Linked DNA regions of Homo sapiens: region 2 is linked to region 1. The links are chromatin loops, found by intact Hi-C in ENCODE. Cell type or tissue: ovary. All regions are shown on one strand. Each heading gives the region's core, and the rest is flanking DNA. Links, peaks and the distances in the headings are about the cores only. Region 1 overlaps DDN (dendrin). Region 2 holds the start of RND1 (Rho family GTPase 1).

The links. A loop is a pair of places that touch in the nucleus more often than their neighbours do. Peaks named below come from ENCODE experiments on the same cell type or tissue, not always from the same donor. Only the 100,000 strongest peaks of a DNase experiment are listed, where the experiment ranks them.
Region 2: a loop joins it to region 1, with 2.1 times the contacts of the local background. A loop is called at or near these places in 56 of 110 quality-filtered maps.

Annotation. Positions count from the first base shown.
Region 1 is chr12:48,992,772-48,998,136 of GRCh38, forward strand. It overlaps DDN (dendrin), which reads right to left. Exons shown (of 2, transcript NM_015086.2): 2 at 2,378-5,365. The coding sequence ends at 3,969. Among named protein-coding and RNA genes, the nearest start is that of DDN-AS1, 2.9 kb to the right of the region's middle. RefSeq lists enhancers at 2,695-2,989, 5,236-5,305 and silencers at 2,695-2,989, 4,196-4,585, 4,786-4,875. In ovary, for the core only: CTCF peaks have their summits at 2,824 and 4,142 (motif pointing right); DNase peaks (open chromatin) are centred at 2,820 and 4,160; H3K4me3 peaks cover 575 bases.
Region 2 is chr12:48,863,166-48,868,530 of GRCh38, forward strand. It overlaps RND1 (Rho family GTPase 1), which reads right to left and starts at 2,705. Exons shown (of 5, transcript NM_014470.4): 1 at 2,483-2,705; 2 at 1,618-1,705. The coding sequence starts at 2,602. RefSeq lists enhancers at 2,519-2,638, 2,899-3,028. In ovary, for the core only: no CTCF peak of the experiment used is centred there; a DNase peak (open chromatin) is centred at 2,736; H3K4me3 peaks cover 1,155 bases.

The DNA.
Region 1 (5,365 bases), core at 231-5,230:
TATTTATTTATTTATTTATTTATTTATTGAGACAGGGTCTTGCTCTGTTGCCCAGGCTGGAGTACAGTGGTGCAATCATAGCTCACTGCATCCTCAAACTCCCGGGCTCAAGCAATTCTCCCACCTCAGCCTCCTGAACAGCTGAGAGTGTTCAGGAGTGGGACTACAGGAGAGTGCCACCACACTCAGCTAATGAAAAGCACTTTTAATAACCTCAGTTTATAACTGAGGACACCAAGGCACAGAGAGGTTGAGTAACTTGCCCATACATAGCTAGTATGGGGTAGAAGCCCCAGAAACCATATGCTAAACACATTAGTCAAGTTGTTCAATTATGTTAGCAGTGTGGGTGAGCTTTTAGAAATTGGCTTCCTGTGTATTCAACCTCAAAGGGGCTCAGGCAGCATGGTAAAGCCCACCCTCATAGGGCCAGCCCTTCCACTGTTGCATACAGCTCACCTCCTCTACCAGTCCCAGAGCTCTAGAGCCCTTTGGTTGTAGAAAAATCTAGGCAGATGCTTTCATCACTGCCCTGGTCTTTCTCAACTTTCTTTCTTTTTTTTTTTGTTTTTTTTTTTTTGTTTGTTTGTTTGTTTAAGACAGAGTCTCACTTTGTCACCCAGGCTAGAGTGCAGTGGTGCGATCTCGGCTTGCTGCAACCTCCGCTTCCCAGGTTCAAGTGATTCTTGTACCTCGACCTCCCCAATAGCTGGGATCACAGGCATGCACCACTACACCCAGCTAATTTTTGTATTTTTAGTAGAGGTGGGGTTGGACCATGTTGGCCAGGCTTGTCCCCGTCTCAGGTGATCTGTTCACCTCAGCCTCCCAAAGTGCTGGGATTACAGGTGTGACCCACCACACCCCGCCCTTCCTCAACTTTCCCCTTCACCTGAAGTCCAGCCTCTTCCCAAGCCTGAAGGTCCAAGGCACATACTCCTCAGCTGGACCAGGCTTACCCCAATCTGGCCTCAATTTTCACTCTTGCCTTATCTTCTACAACTGCCATAAATGTACGCTCAACTGCAGGCAAATCAGACCATTGAGCAATTTCCTAAACATACCCTGCTTACCTGCATCCATGCCTCTATTTTGGCTGATCCCTCTACTTGAAATGCCTCTTCACCAAATTCTACCGCTGAGGTCATCTCCTCCCCTCCATGGAGCCTTCCCTTATCTCACAAAATCCATACGATCTCCCTTGTTTGACTCCTTGTAATACTTAACACATTGCTCACCTTCACCCCATTGTCAGAAAGGCCTTACTCATCCCTATCCTGTATCCAGCACAGTTTCTTGCTCCCAGTAGGTGCTCAGTACATGCTCATAGTTAGAATTGGTAGTAGGTAGATGGAATTGTAGGTGAAAGGGAGACAGGTCTCAATAACCTTTATTTGTTTGTTTTTTTTTGAGATGTGGTCTGGCTCTGTTGCCCAGGCTGGAGTGCAGAGGCCCAGTCTTGGCTAACTGCAACCTCCTCCTCCCAGGTTCAAGCAATTCAGCGATTCTTGTGCCTCAGCCTCCTGAGTAGCTAGAATTATAGGTGCACACCACCACACCTGGCTAACTTTTGTATTTTTGGTAGAGACAGAGTTTCACCATGTTGGAGGCTGGTCTGGAATTCCTGACCTCAAGGGCAGATCTCAGGAACCTTTGATCTCTGCCCAAGGTGACACTCCTCCAGCTAGAGCTAACTTGAAACCTGGCAGTCCGGGTTCCTGGAAGTCTCTGGGATGAATCTTCCTGGATAGCTCTGACCAGTGTCTTCCCTCCGGTTCAGAAACCCAAAGAGGACACCTTCCTCCACTGAACCAAGGCCAGCGGCCCAGCTCCTGTCAGATCGTCGCCACCCCCCACCGCAGGCGGTCCTGCCCCACTCCGAGTTCTGCCCAGAGTCCCTCTGGGTGCGGGCGGGAGTGAGGTCGAGATAATTGGAGACTAAAGCCATAAGTGGTTTGAGAGCGGGGTTGGGGACCTGAACGCTGAGCGGGAGTTGGAGTTGAGGGGTCTGGGTTGGAGTGGGAGCAGAGGCGGGCAGGGGGCCGGGGGCTGGGGGCCGGGGCAGGACCGGGCGACTGAGTCTGGGAGAAGCCCCCGCGCCCGCGGAGCCGGCAGCTAAATTTACCCCGGCTGACTCAGCCCTTGCCCGGAATGGGGGGTGGGGGGAGGGCGCCAGGGCAGTGGGAAGAGCCGACAGGGGTGGGCTGGGGGCAAGGAAGGGAGAGTCCCGGCTGGGGGAGAAAAGAGGTGGGCCAGGAGCTCCCAACGAAGAAAGCAGCCCCCTCCCCTCACACAGAGCGGGAAGTAGCAGAGGAGTCCCGGGGGAGGGCCACTGTGGGGAAAGGGTCAGTGAAAGGAAGACGATGCCAAGGCTGGATAAAGGGAAGCTTAGATTTATTGAGCGCCTACTGTGTGCCAGGCAGTGTGCAAGGCGCTTTACATACATTATCGCATTAAATCCTCACAACAACCCTGCGAGGTAGGTGTTTATAAACCCCCATTTGACAGATGAGGAAACTGAGGCTCAGGGAGGTGAAGTGATGTGGCCAAGTTCACATGGCTAATAAATGGCAGACAGAGGAGGTGTCCAAGGATCGGAGAGAAAAAAAAAAAGACTTCGGTGTCTGAGTCCCAAGCCGGCTGGGGTGGATGAGTACAAAGATGGGCCCGGCGGGCTCTAGAAGTCTGGGAGGCCGGAGGCCTGCTCCCGGCCCCGCACGGCTGGAGACTGCAAGGCGGGGGACCCGCGCTCGGGAACTAGGGATAGGATTGAGTGGCAGAGCCGGGATTAGCAACTGGGGAGATCCGCGACCTGCGCGCGCCCTGTAGTGGCTATAGAGAGTATCACACCCCACGCCTGCTGGCTTCTGGTGACCGGCCTCTTTCCTTGCCTGGCCGGTTTCTGGAAGAGGCCAAGATGGGAGAAATTCTCAGGATTTTTTCAGGTGGGCGATACCACCTGGGAGGGAGATCGTGGCCACGCCTCAGAGCATCACTAAGGAGCATCGGGGTGGAGGAAAAGGGGAAGGCCTAAAGAGGTCCCAAGCTGATTCATTGGTGTCCTTCCCTCCCCAGCTCAGACCACCACAGGCCAGGGTCAGTGACAGGGCCGCTATCTTGCCCTGCCTTGGGGAGCCCTCAACCAAACCTGGGAGACTGGGATAGGAGTGCCTCACTCCCTTACCTCTTCTGCAAGCCTTGGGCAGTCTCCTGAATTGATCATGACTTTGGGTGACACGGAGGCCGCCCAGAAACCCTCAAACTCTGTTCACTTATTCCCAATTCTCATTCTTGGCTTGTCGAGGGGAGGATGAGATAGAGTCCTTTCCAAAGATCTCAAAATGTCAGAGACGGAAGGATGGACCTTAGAATACCATCATTTTATATACCAGGAGGCCTGGAGGCCTGGAGAGGGAAAGTGACTGGCCTCAGTCAACCAGCAACTCAGTGGCAGAGTTGGGATTGAAATCCAAGACTTGTGACACCAAGGTGAGCCCTCCTTCTGCTTTGTTGGTTGTTGCTGGACCTATGCCTCTTCTCCCAAGAACCCCTCTGTCATCTGATCACTCTGTCACCAGGTCCAAAGCCTCTCCTTCACTTTTTCCCTCCTCCTCAGAGGCCCTACCCTACCCTGCCCTCCTATGGCTGCCACCATCCCTGCCCTCCTGCCTGATCCTGGTTAGGCCTCTCTGCTCAGCTCCACACCCAGTGCATCAGCCCCTGCGAAGAGCTCACCCTTGTGCCCTGAACATAACAGACATTAATTAAATCTGCTCATTCTCACCTCTCCTGAAACAAAATCATTAATGGGCATATGCTTCCCTTCCTTTCATTTATATTTCAAGGATGAGAACAGGTATGGGTAAAGATACAAGGAAAAGAGAAGCAAAGGAAGTCTGTGGGGAAGAATGGGGACCAGTGGACCCAAGGATGGATGCGTTGGGGACACAAATACAAGAAGGGGCCTCTCACTGCCTCTTCCTATTTCCCTGTTGGGTCCCTCTGATGTCCCTCACCCCGAAGAGGACCTCCTCGGTTTGGCTTATGACATCTAGGATCTCCCCGACACTGTCGCTCAGTTCCGCTGTCTTCCCATCTTCCTCTGGCGAACTGTTTCCAACCTCGGGCAGGGTCCTCTCATTCCGCCAGGAGGCGCCCGGGGCTTCTGTGTCGCTTCCATCAGAGGAGCCGCTATGGACGCTGAGCTCCTCAGCTTCGTCCGTGTCCGAGTCAGGGGCTGTGTGGCGGCGGATACGGGACACGGCTTCTCGCAGGGCCCCGGCGTAGGGCCCTGGGGTCCGCGCCCAGCCCCGGCCGGCGCGCCGCTGGACCACCGCCACTTCCGACCCCTCGGCTCTGCCCTGGGCTCCCGAAGCTGCTGGGCCTAAGGCTTGGTGCTCTGGGCTACCTGGCTGCGTGGGGGCGTCCCGCAGGTTTACTTCGGGGGCCGGGAGCCCCAAGATGCGGAAAGTGCGCTCCTCCAGTGTGGAGTCCCCCGGCCTCCCGCCCTCAGCTTCGCCCCCGCGGCCCCCGCCGGGCTGGTGTAAAAGGCGACTGCTCGACAGCCGCTTTTGACAAGGGGAAGGAAAGACCGTGGCCCCTTCACCCTCCTCCTTGCCGGGCTTCGATTGGCTGGGGGAATCCCCCACCACGCGTGTCACCCCAGAGGGCAAAAGCTGCACCTGCTGGGTTCGGGGGGTTGGAACATATTGGGATCGTATCACTACGCACGTGGCGTCAATGACAAAGACGCCTTCCCCACGGGACAGGCCCTGGGAACTGCGGGGCAAGGTGTGGGCACGGCGGGTCGCCTTCCAACCCTCCAGGGTCTCCGGTCCTGCCCCCTCTCCAAGACCCAGAGATTCTCTCCATCCGGTGCCTCCGGGAGCCCAGGGTCTGGGGAGTGTCTGGCTATGGCGGGGCGGCTGCTTTTTAGGGGAGGGAATCCAGCATTTGGGAAACCAGATCTGTTCTCCTTCTTTCCCTTCCCTCGAGCCCTTGAGGTGGTGCCTGGATCTGGGAGCGGGATGCGGGGCACAGGGAGCCGCAGTTGCAGACCCCGCAGGAGCTATCTCGGTGCCTGCGCTCCCTGTAGCTTTGGCTTGGGGATGGCTGTCGCTACCACTGTTCAGGTCAGCAGCAGCCAGCCCCAGGCTTTTCTCCACGACCCCCTTGCCGGGCTCTGGCCTTGCTCTGGCCGCTCCACAGCCTGGGGATCCCCCCAAGAGACCTTGCCCCTGTCGGAGACCCCAAGCCCCGAGGACGTCCCGGTAGATCCGAGGATCCAGCCTCTTCTTTGTGCGCCCTCCGTCTGTCCTGGCTGGAGTCGCAGCTGGGGCTGATGAAGTGGGCACCTGAGAGTTCC
Region 2 (5,365 bases), core at 84-5,083, 130 kb before region 1:
AAGACTAGCAAGTAAATAATGGGAACAGGGTCAACCCTGAGCCCAACATTGGGAAACCCTATCCCACACACCATGGCCACTTCCTCCTTCCTTATGGGAACCTAATCTGAAAGAGGGAGTTTGAGAATAACTGACAGCCTTTATCCTTTCGGAAATTGGGGGTGGGGGTGTGACACAGGGAACAGAGACTACACTTGCTGATTTTCCATGATCTGGTTTGGGATTTGAGGGCTGCATTCTGACTGTCAAAGGAGGGAGGAGGTGGGGGGAGGGCGTTTGGGCGGTGGTAGTGAAAAGAGATGAGCTGCAGTAAGATTCTGGGAAGATTGGAAGGTGGGAGGGTACAGCAGATGAAAAACCAAAAATTATACATCATGCCATCAAGCTGCATTCTAGCCCAATCTTGCCAGCATAGCACAGCCCAGGAGAACCAGAACGCTGCCTCCCAAGCCCTGAAACTGCAACAGGGAAAAGCATACCAGATTGGGGAATTTTTGTTTGGGGAGGAAAGGCTCATTGTCTGTCTAACCATTCCCTAGCCCCAATCTTTTCAGACCTCAGAATTAGAGCATGGGAACAACAGCTGTTGAAGGAGCAGGACAGCATATTTATTATATGTAGCAGGAAACACCTAGTGATTTACGGTCCCTTTTTAAACTCAGCCTGAATATGCATTTTTGGGGAGGGGTGGATTTTATTTTCTTTCTCTTATTCCCGGCTTTTACTCCTTAATTATGACTCTGAGCCAGTCTATTGAAAAAGGTCTGGGGTAAAGAGATAATGGGAAGGGGTCAGAATCAAGGCAAAGGATAGCCTAGCACTAAGGGCTTGGGGCTGAGAGGCTGGAAAAACATTGTTTCTACATTCTAGAGAGACAGGGCATATTCTACCTCACCCCAGTAGAGGGAAAACAGTCAGAGCCAACCTCCCCTCTGCCCTGCCGGCCACTATTCACAACTGACTATGCCCTATATTAAGCCATCTCCCCCAACTTCCAAAACATCGATGATGCATTGCTTCATCCCCGAGCTGCAGCGGTGTGACGAGTGGGGCTGAGCTGCGGCAGGAGGACAGCAGTGGCCCAAGATGGAATGCAGGAGACAAAACTGAGTCTGAGCAACCTTTCCCCAAAGCAGACTTGTCTCTCCGCCCCAACCACGCTGCCTCCAGCAGCACTGCCTCTTGCCTCTTATTTGGCTTTGCTCTGGGGAAGTAAAAGGTGTGTGTGTGTGTGTGTGTGTGTGTGTGTGTGCGCGCGCGCGCGTGTGTGTGCATGTGTGTACGCGTGCATGTTGGGTGGTAGGGAATGGAAATGGAGAAGTCCTGTTTTACTGCCCACCCCCAGGACTATTCATGGGTCCCTTCACCTCACCATCCCAGCCCTCTAAAGGGTGGAACCAGACCCAGGGAAGAGAGTGGCTCCTGGGGTTCACCCACTCTGCACCCTTGGACCATGCAACTGAGTCCACCAACTGTCAGCCCTCCCCACAACTAATGAGTCTTCAGATCCTCTTTTTTCACTTCTCCCCACCAAAGGGGAAAACAATTTCTAAAAGACAGCAGCTACACAGCAGACCAGTAGGGGTGGGAAAGGGGTATTTGGAGCAGAATTCTTACCTGAGGTATCCCAGAGACTAAGCTCCACCCTCTGTTCCTCTGTCTCCAAACAGGCTGTGTAATTTTCGAACACGGTGGGCACATAGGTCTGTGAAAAGAGAGGAAACATTCACCCCATGCACCCCTACCCTCAGATCCCCTGGTTAGTGCTGGCTACACACGCACTCACCAGAGAGACAGTAAAGTCACAGGAGACAAGAAACCAGAGGAGATGCCTGGGGCAGGAGGGAAGGGACTGTGGAGGACCAGGCACTTTGCTCTGCAGCAGTGAGAAATGTGAATGACACCCCCCCACACCACCACACCAGGGGTAAGCCCCCCATATCCTAGGCGATCAGGGACACACACACACACAGATTCCTCCCATCCCCAGATTTGTGTTTCCCAATTTGAGAGAGCCACAGGCCAAAGCCAATCCTAGCTCATCTCCTCTCAAACCCCTCCCGGCCAGGTGAACAGAGGGGCTGCAGAAGCCTGCCTGAAGGCACAGGCATAGAGCCTTTGAGGAGCAGGTGAGCGGATAGGCAGGGATTACGTCAAGAAGAAACCCCAGACTTTCAAATGCCTCCAGTGCCCTCACCTGAGAGCAGACTCCAGGGACGCAGGAAGGTGGAGGGGATCTGATGGGTCCTCTGGGTGAAGAGGTGAGGAGGAGCCAGCGGGGCGGCAGAAGTGGAACAGGTCTCAGGGGAAGCTAAGGCAGGGCAGTCCTCCAGCCAAAAAGCAGCTGAGGATGGTAAAGCCTCAGAAAGCGGCTGAGGATGGGCTGGGGCTGGGGGAGCCACGTCTCCTGAGCAGGTGGAAATCTACCCCAAGGCGGGCAGGCAGGGAGAAAAGCCGGCCAGCGGGCGGGCGGGCAGCTCACCTCTGGATAGCAATCCTTCGCTAACACTTGCAACATCGCGGTCTTCCCACACTGCACGTCCCCGACCAGAACGAGCTTACATCTGGCCACGACTGGCTGGGGGGCCCGTCTCTCCTTCATGGTTGCAGTGTCCGCGGGACTTGAACTTCGATTCAGAAGGGAGGGTTGCGCCAGGTGCGTCTCAGCACGCCAATCAAGCCAGATTCCCTGCCTCCCTCCAACTGAGGAGGAGGCCGGCACAGCCGCCTTTTATTTTTCTGGCTGAGCCAATCACAAGAGGAGGCGGACTCTGTTACGCCCAATCCCTGAGGTGGGATTCCCTCCAGCAGCCAATGGATCTGAGGATCTGAGTCAGCGCCCCCTTCCTCCCTTCTCTTTCTCTTAAAGCTGCACCGTTGTTTCCCCCTGAAAGGGGATTCCCAGGTTGTTTTGCATTTGTATTAGGAAGTGGAAAGGGTACTGGAAGCAAAATGAAATGATCTGGAGTGTCTACCAATAAGTGTCAGAAAAACAAACTAGCTATGGAAGCAGGAAGTGAGGTCAGGCTGGAGTTGCAGGGACTGTCCCGGGTGGGTTACAAAAGCAGGACCTGCTTAGACTATAGACAGGTGTGTGTGTGTGTGTGTGTTTTGGAGGAGTAGGGGATGGGGGAGGTGGCCCAGAACTTCTCTGACATTTTTTTTCTTTTTTTTCCTTACATCTTTTGTTTTAAATAGAGACAGGGGTCTCACCATGTTATCCAGGCTGGTCTTGAACTTCTGGGCTCAAGCAATCCGCCTGTCTCAGCCTCCCAAAGTGCTGGGACTACAGACATGAGCCACAGCGCCTGGCCTGATGTCTGACTTTTTTGTTTTTTCTAATTCCCATCCAAACCAGTTCTTACTTCCCTTTATTTCCCCTCCCAATATCAGCTCCTGCTGTACCTCTTTTATTTATTTATTTATTTATTTATTTATTTATTTATTTATTTATTTATTTATTTTGAGATGGAGTTTCGCTCTTGTTGCCCAGGCTGGAGTGCAATGGCACGATCTCAGCTCACTGCAACCTCCATCTCCCGGATTCAAGCGATTCTCCTGCCTCAGCCTCCCGAGTAGCTGGGATTACAGGCATGCACCACCATGCCCAGCTAATGTTGTATTTTTAGTAGAGACGGGGTTTCTCCATGTTGGTCAGGCTGGTCTCGAACTCCCGACCTCAGGCGATCCGCCCGCCTTGGCCTCCCAAAGTGCTGGGATTATAGGCGTCAGCCACCGTGCCCGGCCTGTGCCCCTTTTAAAGCCTTCTCTTCTTCAAGAATCACCTTCACCACCAAAGACAGAGAGAGAGAAAGAGAAAGAGAAAACTTTCTAGAGTCATCCATAAAAAAAACACACAGCACCTGACCCAGTGATGGGCAGAGAGAAATGAGGGACTCTGGCAAGTGGGGGTGGGAGAGAGGAAGAAGACAAAGCAAACACAGTCACTGTTTGGCCAGACAGCCTCTCACCCATGCCTAGCAGAAGCTGCTTAGGGGTGTTTGTTCTGCGGCCTAGGCTCAGCTTCCTGGATGAATCAGGCACAGGTCCAGTTCCATGTTAACGCCCACTGAAACTGACGCACTAATGTGTGTCACCTGGTTAAAGTCCAGACTGGGCCCAGGATTTTGGGATTAGAAGCTGGAGGACAATCTAAGGTTGAGATGAACTACATAAATTTTTTTTTTTTTTTTTTTTGAGATGGAGTCTCGCTCTGTTACCCGGGCTGGAGTGCAGTGGCTTGATCTCAGTTCACTGCAACCTCTGCCTCCCGGGTTCAAGCAATTCTCCTGTCTCAGCCTCCCGAGTAGCTGAGACTACAGGCGCACGTCACCATGCCTGGCTAATTTTTGTATTTTCAGTAGAGACAGGGTTTCACCATATTGGTCAGGCTGGTCTCAAACTCCTGACCTTAAGTGATCCACCCACATCGGCCTCCCAAAGTGCTGGGATTACAGGCGTGAGCCACCGCGCCCAGCCGAGCTTCATAACTTCTTAACAGCCCTGACTGATGGGGCCCCTGTATTTTGGGGAGCCTCTACTAGACAGAACTATGGGCTGTCCACAGCTTAAATAAACCACTGATTGTCCAGGAATCAAGACCGTACAAATAAGGGCTCCTGGAGATTTGTGATTGAAGGAAGACCAACTTTGGGCAAAATTGAGAGTAGTCCCTTTCCCTTGTCAAGCCCAGTGTCTCCTGGGCCTTGTTTCATCTGAGCTTTACTTTTTTTTTTTTTTTATACAGAGTCTTGCTCTTTCACCCAGGCTGGAATGCAGTGCCACAATCTCGGCTCACTGCAAACTGTGCCCGCCGGGTTCAATCGATTCTCCTACCTCAGCCTCCCGAGTAGCTGGGATTACAGGTGCCTGCCACCACACCCAGCTAATTTTTGTATTTTGAGTAGAGATGGGGTTTCGCCATGTTGGCCAGGCTGGTCATAAACTCCTAACCTTAGGTGATCCACCTGCCTCGGCCTCCCAAAGTGCTGGGGTTACAGGCGTGAGCCACTGTGCCCCAGCCTGAGCTTTACTCTTAATTCACAGTTGTTGCTGCCCCACCCAGGGATAGTTTCCCTGTGATAAAGGATGCTTGAAAGCCTTTCACAGACCCAAAGGGACAGATCTCTAAGAATGAGATTTCTAGTGCCCACCACAGGCAGTAGGAGAGTGGATGTTGTTTTGAGAATACAGCCTAACCAGTGTTCCTCCAGTCAAACCTCGTCGTGGCTCTGGGGCCAAGGCCTATACCTGCTCTCCACCCATGTCCTAAGCTCCATTCACTTCCAGGGATGGGGAATGGCCTGAGGGAAACTTCAGGGTGGAAAGGCCAGATGTTACCATTAGCTGGCTGCCGTCTCTCCCA